Linked DNA regions of Homo sapiens: region 2 is linked to region 1. Evidence: chromatin loops called from intact Hi-C (ENCODE). Cell type or tissue: transverse colon. All regions are shown on one strand.

The links. A loop is a pair of places that touch in the nucleus more often than their neighbours do. Peaks named below come from ENCODE experiments on the same cell type or tissue, not always from the same donor. Only the 100,000 strongest peaks of a DNase experiment are listed, where the experiment ranks them.
Region 2: a loop joins it to region 1, with 36 times the contacts of the local background. A loop is called at or near these places in 1 of 110 quality-filtered maps.

What each region holds. Positions count from the first base shown.
Region 1 is chr3:48,650,124-48,654,123 of GRCh38, reverse strand. CELSR3 (cadherin EGF LAG seven-pass G-type receptor 3) reads left to right here. Exons shown (of 35, transcript NM_001407.3): 8 at 121-246; 9 at 336-505; 10 at 937-1,122; 11 at 1,571-1,687; 12 at 2,076-2,247; 13 at 2,406-2,547; 14 at 2,645-2,765; 15 at 3,049-3,232; 16 at 3,543-3,644. Among named protein-coding and RNA genes, the nearest start is that of MIR4793, 7.8 kb to the right of the region's middle. In transverse colon, no CTCF peak of the experiment used is centred here; no DNase peak of the experiment used is centred here.
Region 2 is chr3:48,519,392-48,523,391 of GRCh38, reverse strand. It overlaps PFKFB4 (6-phosphofructo-2-kinase/fructose-2,6-biphosphatase 4), which reads left to right. Exons shown (of 14, transcript NM_004567.4): 13 at 1,342-1,406; 14 at 3,586-4,000. The coding sequence ends at 3,645. Among named protein-coding and RNA genes, the nearest start is that of SHISA5, 17 kb to the right of the region's middle. In transverse colon, no CTCF peak of the experiment used is centred here; a DNase peak (open chromatin) is centred at 1,570.

The DNA of each region.
Region 1 (4,000 bases):
AAATGGGAAATGGGGCTGAGATCTTGGTCTCTTTCAGCCCCTCTGGACACTAAAGTCCTGTCCAGCACTTGTGCCCCCCAACCCTTGTTCTCATGTCCGCCATGTGCTTTCCTCTCCCAGGCTGCCAAGCCAAGCTACACTTTTGTGACTCAGGCCCCTGCAAGAACAGTGGCTTCTGCTCGGAGCGCTGGGGCAGCTTCAGCTGCGACTGCCCTGTGGGCTTCGGCGGCAAAGACTGTCAGCTTAGTAAGTGGGCAGCATGGGGCAGAGGGGCCTGCAGGGTCAGATCTGTTCCTGGGGCAGGGGCTGTAACCCTGTTTCTCTTATCCACTCAGCTATGGCCCATCCCCACCATTTCCGTGGCAACGGCACACTGAGCTGGAACTTTGGAAGTGACATGGCTGTGTCTGTGCCATGGTACCTGGGGCTGGCATTTCGGACACGGGCAACGCAGGGGGTCCTGATGCAAGTGCAGGCTGGGCCACACAGCACGCTCCTTTGCCAGGTGTGTCCACCCTGCTCACCCCTATACCCTCAGTTCTCAGTCTCTTAGGCCGCCACTGACATTCTTGTGGGTTCAGGTTGGTCACACAGCATACTTTTCTGCCAGGTGTCCCAACCACACTTGACCCTGCTCTGGACCCTAGCCCTTGATTCTCTTTCCATCATTATATCCTCTGCAGGTGCAGGGCTCCAGCATAGCTCTCTCTTATGCAAGCTGCACCAACCCACCCACAACACCTGGTCCTATCCTCTGCCCCCTGACCCCATATCAGCAACATGATGTCCCCTGGCACAGTGCCCTTTGTGCCAGGTATAACCTTGACCCCACTGTTCTGACCTCTGATATTCCTGACCTCTGAGCCCTCTGATCTCACCTCCAAGTCCCAGCCCACATGGGGCTCTAACCCCAGGGCTATGCATCTCTGCCCACAGCTAGATCGGGGGTTACTGTCTGTGACAGTGACCAGGGGCTCGGGCCGTGCTTCCCATCTCCTTCTGGACCAGGTGACTGTCAGTGATGGCCGGTGGCACGATCTGCGGCTGGAGTTGCAGGAGGAACCAGGTGGCCGGCGGGGCCACCATGTCCTTATGGTCTCACTGGACTTTAGCCTCTTCCAGGTCTGGCCTCTGACCCCGGGGTAGTCTGTTCTCAGCCTTCCAACCAGATCCGCCTTATTTGACCCCACCTCTAGTCCAGCTCCTCTCAGTTCCCTCCACTGCACTGAGTCTGATGTTCTACCCCTAGTTCCCCACCATATATCCTTGCACTGAGCCCACCCACCAGCCAAGTTGGTCCACTCTCAAGCCCTCTTTGTGCCAGATTTGGGGCCTGGTCTTGGGGAACCTCTGTAGCCAGCACTTTGCCTGATTCCTAGAAGCCCCTTCTAGTCTCTGCCCCAGTCTCTACCCACCCCCGGTCAAAATCAAGCAATATTAAGGTCTACTGTGGGTCCAGGAGGGAGGGGGCAGCCTAGAAGGGCTAGAAGAAGGCCAAGACTGACTCTGGGCTATGACAGGGGTTCATCAGGCCCCTCTCCCTCAGTGCTGACTGCCCCACTTCCTCCAGGACACCATGGCGGTGGGGAGTGAGCTGCAGGGCCTGAAGGTAAAGCAGCTCCACGTGGGAGGCCTGCCCCCCGGCAGTGCAGAGGAGGCTCCTCAGGGTCTGGTTGGCTGCATCCAGGTGGGGGTCAGCATGGGAATGTGATATGGGGCATTAGGGTCAGGGGTCAGAAGTCAGGGGCTCCTTGGGACCTGAAAGGCAGTATTCAAGTGGGGGTTGGTGCGAGGGGGTGAATGACCCAGAGTTGAGAGCTAGGTCAAGCCTTTCTGTGGCATTGGAGGTGGGAGTCTAGCTTGGATTATCAAGGGCCTTTAGGAATCTGTGTCAGAAACAGCACAATTAGGGTCCCACAGGGGTACCAAATTGGGGATATTTTTGAGGCCTGGGTTTTTTGAGGGTATCAGAAGACTGCATGTCAAGGATCATCAGACCGGGTGGCTGGCTCTGCAGTACTTGAGGCTGAGGTGCCTTAACATGGTCTCACCCCTTGCTGGCTGTGTGTCCACAGGGGGTGTGGCTCGGCTCCACACCCTCTGGCTCCCCGGCCCTGCTACCCCCCAGCCACCGAGTGAATGCGGAGCCTGGCTGTGTTGTGACCAACGCCTGTGCCTCTGGGCCCTGCCCACCTCACGCAGACTGCCGGGACCTCTGGCAGACCTTTTCTTGCACCTGCCAGCCAGGTGAGCCTTGAGAGGGTTGGGGGAAGGGTGACCTGGGCAGGCGTTAGGGGCCCATGATGAAGACTGGGGAACCTGAAGGAGGCAGGGACTCGGGACGGGTGCCTGCTTCCTTCCATGCTCTGCGACCAGGATCCTGAGCTTTCTGACCCAATCTGCAGGTTACTACGGCCCAGGCTGTGTGGATGCCTGCCTCCTGAACCCCTGTCAGAACCAGGGATCATGCCGGCACCTGCCAGGAGCCCCCCATGGCTATACCTGTGACTGTGTGGGTGGCTATTTCGGGCACCACTGTGAGCACAGGTAAGAGGCTGGGGCTGAGGCGATGGGGAGACCTGGCAGGGACAGGGAGGGTCACTGGGATACCGTGGAGGCATCTTACCTGGCTCTGCACCCCCAGGATGGACCAGCAGTGCCCACGGGGCTGGTGGGGGAGCCCAACCTGTGGCCCCTGCAACTGTGATGTTCACAAAGGTTTTGATCCCAACTGCAACAAGACAAATGGGCAGTGTCACTGCAAGGTGCGCCTGGCCCCTGACCTTTTAACCCTTCCTTGGACGCAATCTGCAATTCCTGTCCAGCTTGCTGACCTCCGCCACCTGACTTGGGCCCTAACCTCTTGCCTGTGTCCTGTGACCAAGTTGCTGTCTCTCATCCTTTACCCGTGACCCCTCCCTTGGCTTCACGCATGACCCAGGTGTCCTCTGGCCCATGAGCACTGTTCTCTTGACCCTTTATCCTTGATTCCACTCATTCCCCAAGCCCTGACCTCTGACTTCAGGCCCCTGGCCCATCCTCAAACAGGAGTTCCACTACCGACCGCGGGGCAGTGACTCTTGCCTCCCATGTGACTGCTACCCTGTGGGCTCCACCTCGCGCTCATGTGCACCCCACAGCGGGCAGTGCCCCTGTCGCCCAGGAGCCCTTGGCCGCCAGTGCAACAGCTGTGACAGTCCCTTCGCAGAGGTGACAGCCAGCGGCTGCCGGGGTGAGCAGGCTCCACCCAGCTCCACCCATAGAGGGCTGGTTCCAGTGTGCCACCATCACGTGTCAGTGGCACACATGGCTCCTTGGGGACTCTGGAAGCTTCTCCTGAGGGAGACCACTTACACCCAGGGAACCCTACCTTTGCCCCAAGTACTTTGCTGACCTGTCACAGAATCTGACAGGTCAGCTCCTGAGAAGCCAGCAGGAGTGGCGGGCAGTGGGCCTTGTGGGGGGTGGTGGAGGGGCAGTGGGTGTGGCTGTCAACTGCCCTGTACCCTGACTGCCTGGCTCAGCACCTCTTCTCTCTCTAGTGCTCTATGATGCCTGCCCTAAGTCCCTGAGATCTGGTGTGTGGTGGCCCCAGACAAAGTTTGGCGTCCTGGCCACAGTGCCCTGTCCCCGGGGGGCCCTGGGTGAGTATGTGGGGGGAAAGGACATCACTGAGGGTGGGGGTGGGCCTGTACTCTGACTGCTAGAGCCATGTCTTTTCCTAAATTGGGTGGCTTTGTTCCTGCAAAGAGGTGGAAGTGGGGTGGGAGTCCATGTGGGCCCCTCCCTACACCCTCATTGAGCCTCCATCTGTTTCTCTTGGCTTCTGGGCAGGATTGCGGGGTGCAGGTAAGGGGTACGTGTTTGCTCAGGTGCACTGCCCCCTCCCACTACCAGAGCTTTTGCAGACCCCTCCTGCTGCCTGAGGTCCCTGCAGACCCCTCCCTGCTGCCTAAAGTCCCTGCAGGCCCCTTCTGGCTATCTGAGTACCCCAGGGGCC
Region 2 (4,000 bases), 130 kb after region 1:
TTTTCTTTGAGACGGAGTCTCGCTTTGTCACCCAGGCTGGAGTGCAATGGCGTGATCTAGGCTCACTACAACCTCCACCTCCCGGGTTCAGATGATTCTCTTGCCTCTGCCTCCCGAGTAGCTAGGATTACAGGCGCCTGCCACCATGCCCAGCTAATTTTTGTATTTTTAGTAGAGACAGAGTGTCACCATGTTGTCAGGCTGGTCTCGAACTCCTGACCTTAGGTGATCTACCTGCCTCGGCCTCCCAAAGTGCTGGGATTACAGGCGTGAGCTACCATCATGAGCTACCATCTGCGGCCCTAATTTGCTTTTAAAAAGTTTGTTCTGGGGCTGGGTGCGGTGGCTCATGCCTGTAATCCCAGCACTTTGGGAGGCCGAGGTGGGTGGATCACGAGGTCAAGAGATAGAGACCCTCCTGGCTAACATGGTGAAACCCCATCTCTACTAAAAATACAAAAAAATTAGCTGGGCGTAGTGGCGGGCACCTGTAGTCCCAGCTACTTGGGAGGCTGAGGCAGGAGAATGGCATGAACCCGGGAGGCGGAACTTGCAGTGAGCCGAGATCGCACCACTGCACTCCAGCCTGGGCGACAGAGCGAGACCCTGTCTCAAAAAAAAAAAAAAAGTTTGTTGTGAAAAAGTTTATGTGGCCACAGAAGACCTCCCCAGTGACTTTGCTTAACCATTGCCTACCTGCATGAGGGGCTTTTCTACTGATTTTTCTGAACCCCCACAAGGCCCCTTGGTCCTCAGGGCCTGGACTTTATTCTGGGTGCAGGGCAGTGTGAGTCCCCACCCTGCCTCTTGCTATACCAGCAGAGACTTCAGGCAACTTCTTCATCTCTCAGGTCTTAGCTCTTCACCTTTAACACAGGTGCTCTTGGGGGAATGGCTGTGAAGCCCAGTGGCAGCTGATGTCACTCCAGTGTGTGACAATGGCCTCATCCCCCATTGCACTGTGCACCTGGCACACGGTTGACTGGGCCTTATATGGTAGAGTTGGAATGTGGGTGGTTTGGGGGCCCTGAAGACTTTGAGAGTCAGTAACCTCAACTTAGGCCTGCTGTTCCCCCGATCCCTCTCGGTCCTGGGGTTGGGGAGCCTGGGGCCTCTGTGTGGCCCTGTCTGGGCCGTCACATAGATATGCGTGGGTCTGACAGCGTGTCTCATCCTTCCTCCCGGGGCTCCCCAGAGCTGCCTAAAGTGGAAGAACTAGAGTGAGGCTGAGATGGCTGCTCCATTCCACACGCCCAGACCCCCCTCCAAGAGAAGTTTCTAGCATCTGCAGCTCAGCTGCCTTTCAGGAGTGGGGATGGATTTGCATCTTCCCTTTGGCAGGTTGTAAAGTGGAGTCCATATTCCTGAACGTGGCTGCTGTGAACACGCACCGGGACAGGCCTCAGGTAGCAATGGGGTCACTGCTGGGGTAGCGGGGTGTTCCTGATGTGGGGGTGTCCAGACTGCACATCCTCCAGGGCCAGGCCCAGCTGCGGCACCTGCCAGAGGGAGCTTGAGTCTTCTGCCAAGACTGTTGTCCCATCAGCAGGGCGGGGCCCTGGCTCTGGGTGGGGCCTGCATCAGGCCTTCCCAAGGCACCTGCCCTGGGGATGGGGAAATCCCTGACTCTGGGCCACCAGGCTCAGGAGTGCCTGAACTTGGGTGTGGTTGGAGCCCCAGGACTTGAGGAGCCACAGGGCTCCCAAGCAGCAACTTGGAGGTCTAAGTCAAGGGGGCCCTTGGGCTCAGTGAGAATGAGGCTGGAGGCTAAGAATGAGGCTTCTGGCCTTCTGAGGGCAGGTGGGCACTCTTCCCACTCCCCATCCCTGCAGCCGAGGCCTCATGAGCCCCTTTCCTAACCCCAGCACCTTTAAAAATTAAAATGGGATCATGTACTTTTGGGGAAAGGGCCATGCAGATACTGAAGGGGCCTCAGCATGGGGTGGAGACCTTGGTCCAGAAAAGCAGTCACCACCTGTGCTCCCCAAGTGCCTTGTGGAAGGTAGAAGCTCCTCAGAGTGTAGCTCAGAACCACTCTTAGTCCCATGTGGGGTCCCTCCACAATGTTGGCTCCCTCTCCCACTGGGGCCAAGGATAGGACCTACACTTCTGGGAGCCCCGGTCCCAGTTCCTGGAGGCCACTGCACGGAGAAGGCTCTTGGGCCTCAGTCATGCCTCTTGCCATCCATGATGGGGCCTGCTTGGGCTCTGGGTCCCTGCTGAGGATGCACGTCTTGGGCTGGACCAGGACATCTGGCCTTGGACCTCACAGCACAGGTGTGTAGATGTGTCCTGTCCCTTCCCAACACCACTGCCCCCAAGCAGGACCAGTTACCCTGCAGGCCTCTCTTCCCATTGCTCTGATAGTTCGTGCATGTCTTGGCCAAGTTCAGCCCAGGCCCAATTTGGTACCCACAAGTCACAGGGGAACGTACCTCCCAACGGGCATCCTTTGGGCCAAGGAAGGCCCAGATGGCACTGGGCCCCCAGCGCTGACAGAGTGATGGTAAGAGAGGCCCCTGGGTTGGCAGGGTGATGGTAAGAGAGGTCCCTGGGCCTGGCAGCCCTTGGGAGCTGACCCTACCAGTCCATCACCATAGTGTGGCTGGCGGTCATTCTGCCCACTATGGGTGGGTGCTTCTGAGAGGCAAACCGCTACTAACCCCAGGTTCCTGGATGGCTCCCTTCTGGCCCATCCATTGGGGCAGGCTGTGGTGGAAAAGGGGCGCCTCAGGAAGCCTGCCCAGCAGTAAGAATTATACCTGCCCCTACAATTCCAGGGGCCGGTCCTATGAGCCCAGGCTGTGGGCCATGGGGGCCATGTCTCTCTCCCTGAAGATCTGGGCATGTCATGTTGCATGGGGCAGCAGCTCAGGTCATCAGTGACCTGCTCCTGCAGGTGATGGTTCCGGGGCCCACAGCTGGGAGGAGGGGCCACCAGGCTCTGGGGCACATAAGACAGCCTCAGAGAGCTAAGGGAAGTTTCAGATTCCCTATTCCTCAGGCCTGAGACTCCCTGAGCCCGACAGGCCAAGGATGGGACTGAGCTCTGCAGTTTGGTGGGGTCCTTCTATAGCTGAGGGCTTCAGGAGGCCCTGTACCCCAGTTCTGAGGGGACAGACCAGGCTGCAGACCAGGAAATGCCCATAGGCTTCTGGGGCACCTCTGACACCTGCGTGCCAACACTTTAAACTAGGAAGGAGGCACCCCCAGGAGTTGAACCCCTTCCCTGCCCCACAGATGAGGATAAAATCCCCAAGCCAGGGGTTCCTCCTCAATTGACTCAGCCCTGAGATAGGAGGTGGGAGTGGCCTTGCTTTGGGTATTGCCTGACCTGGCTGCAGTGGAGCAGGAAACGAGGTGGCATCCTCCACCGCACCTTTGTTCTATTGTCCATCCACCCGCTATGTGGCACGAAGCTCTTGGCCATGTATTCTTAGGGAAGCTTGTGGTCTAGAGTCTTGCGGCTGTGGCTGCTACAGTGAGAATGTGAAGCCTGATGAACCACAGTGATGAGGACGGCAGACAGCAGGCATCTCATCTATTCCTGCCATGGAGTGAACGCTCTGTGTTTTTATTGTACAGAACGTGGACATCTCAAGACCTCCAGAGGAAGCCCTTGTCACGGTGCCTGCTCACCAGTGACCATGTTCATCCACTGTGACCACTAGGCAGGCACTGCTCTCTGCAGAGGGGGTCATTCCAGGCCCTCCAGTGTGTGTGATAGTCACCATGCCATGCAGGGATATTCTTGAAGCCACACATGGCTGGCGGAACCCAGAGCCCCCACCCCAGCCCACCTGGCTCTTTGTTGACAGTCGGCGACAAGGTTGTGCGTGGCTCCTGACCTGCTGCTAAGAGTCACTTGACCAGACTGCATCTGCATGGGCTGCGCGGAGGTTGCCCAGCCCCAGTTTCTTCCGGCGCAGCTCTTAGGTGTTCACTCTCGCCAGCTCAGTTGGCTTTGTGAAGTGTGAAACCCTACAATGTGAAAGGAAAG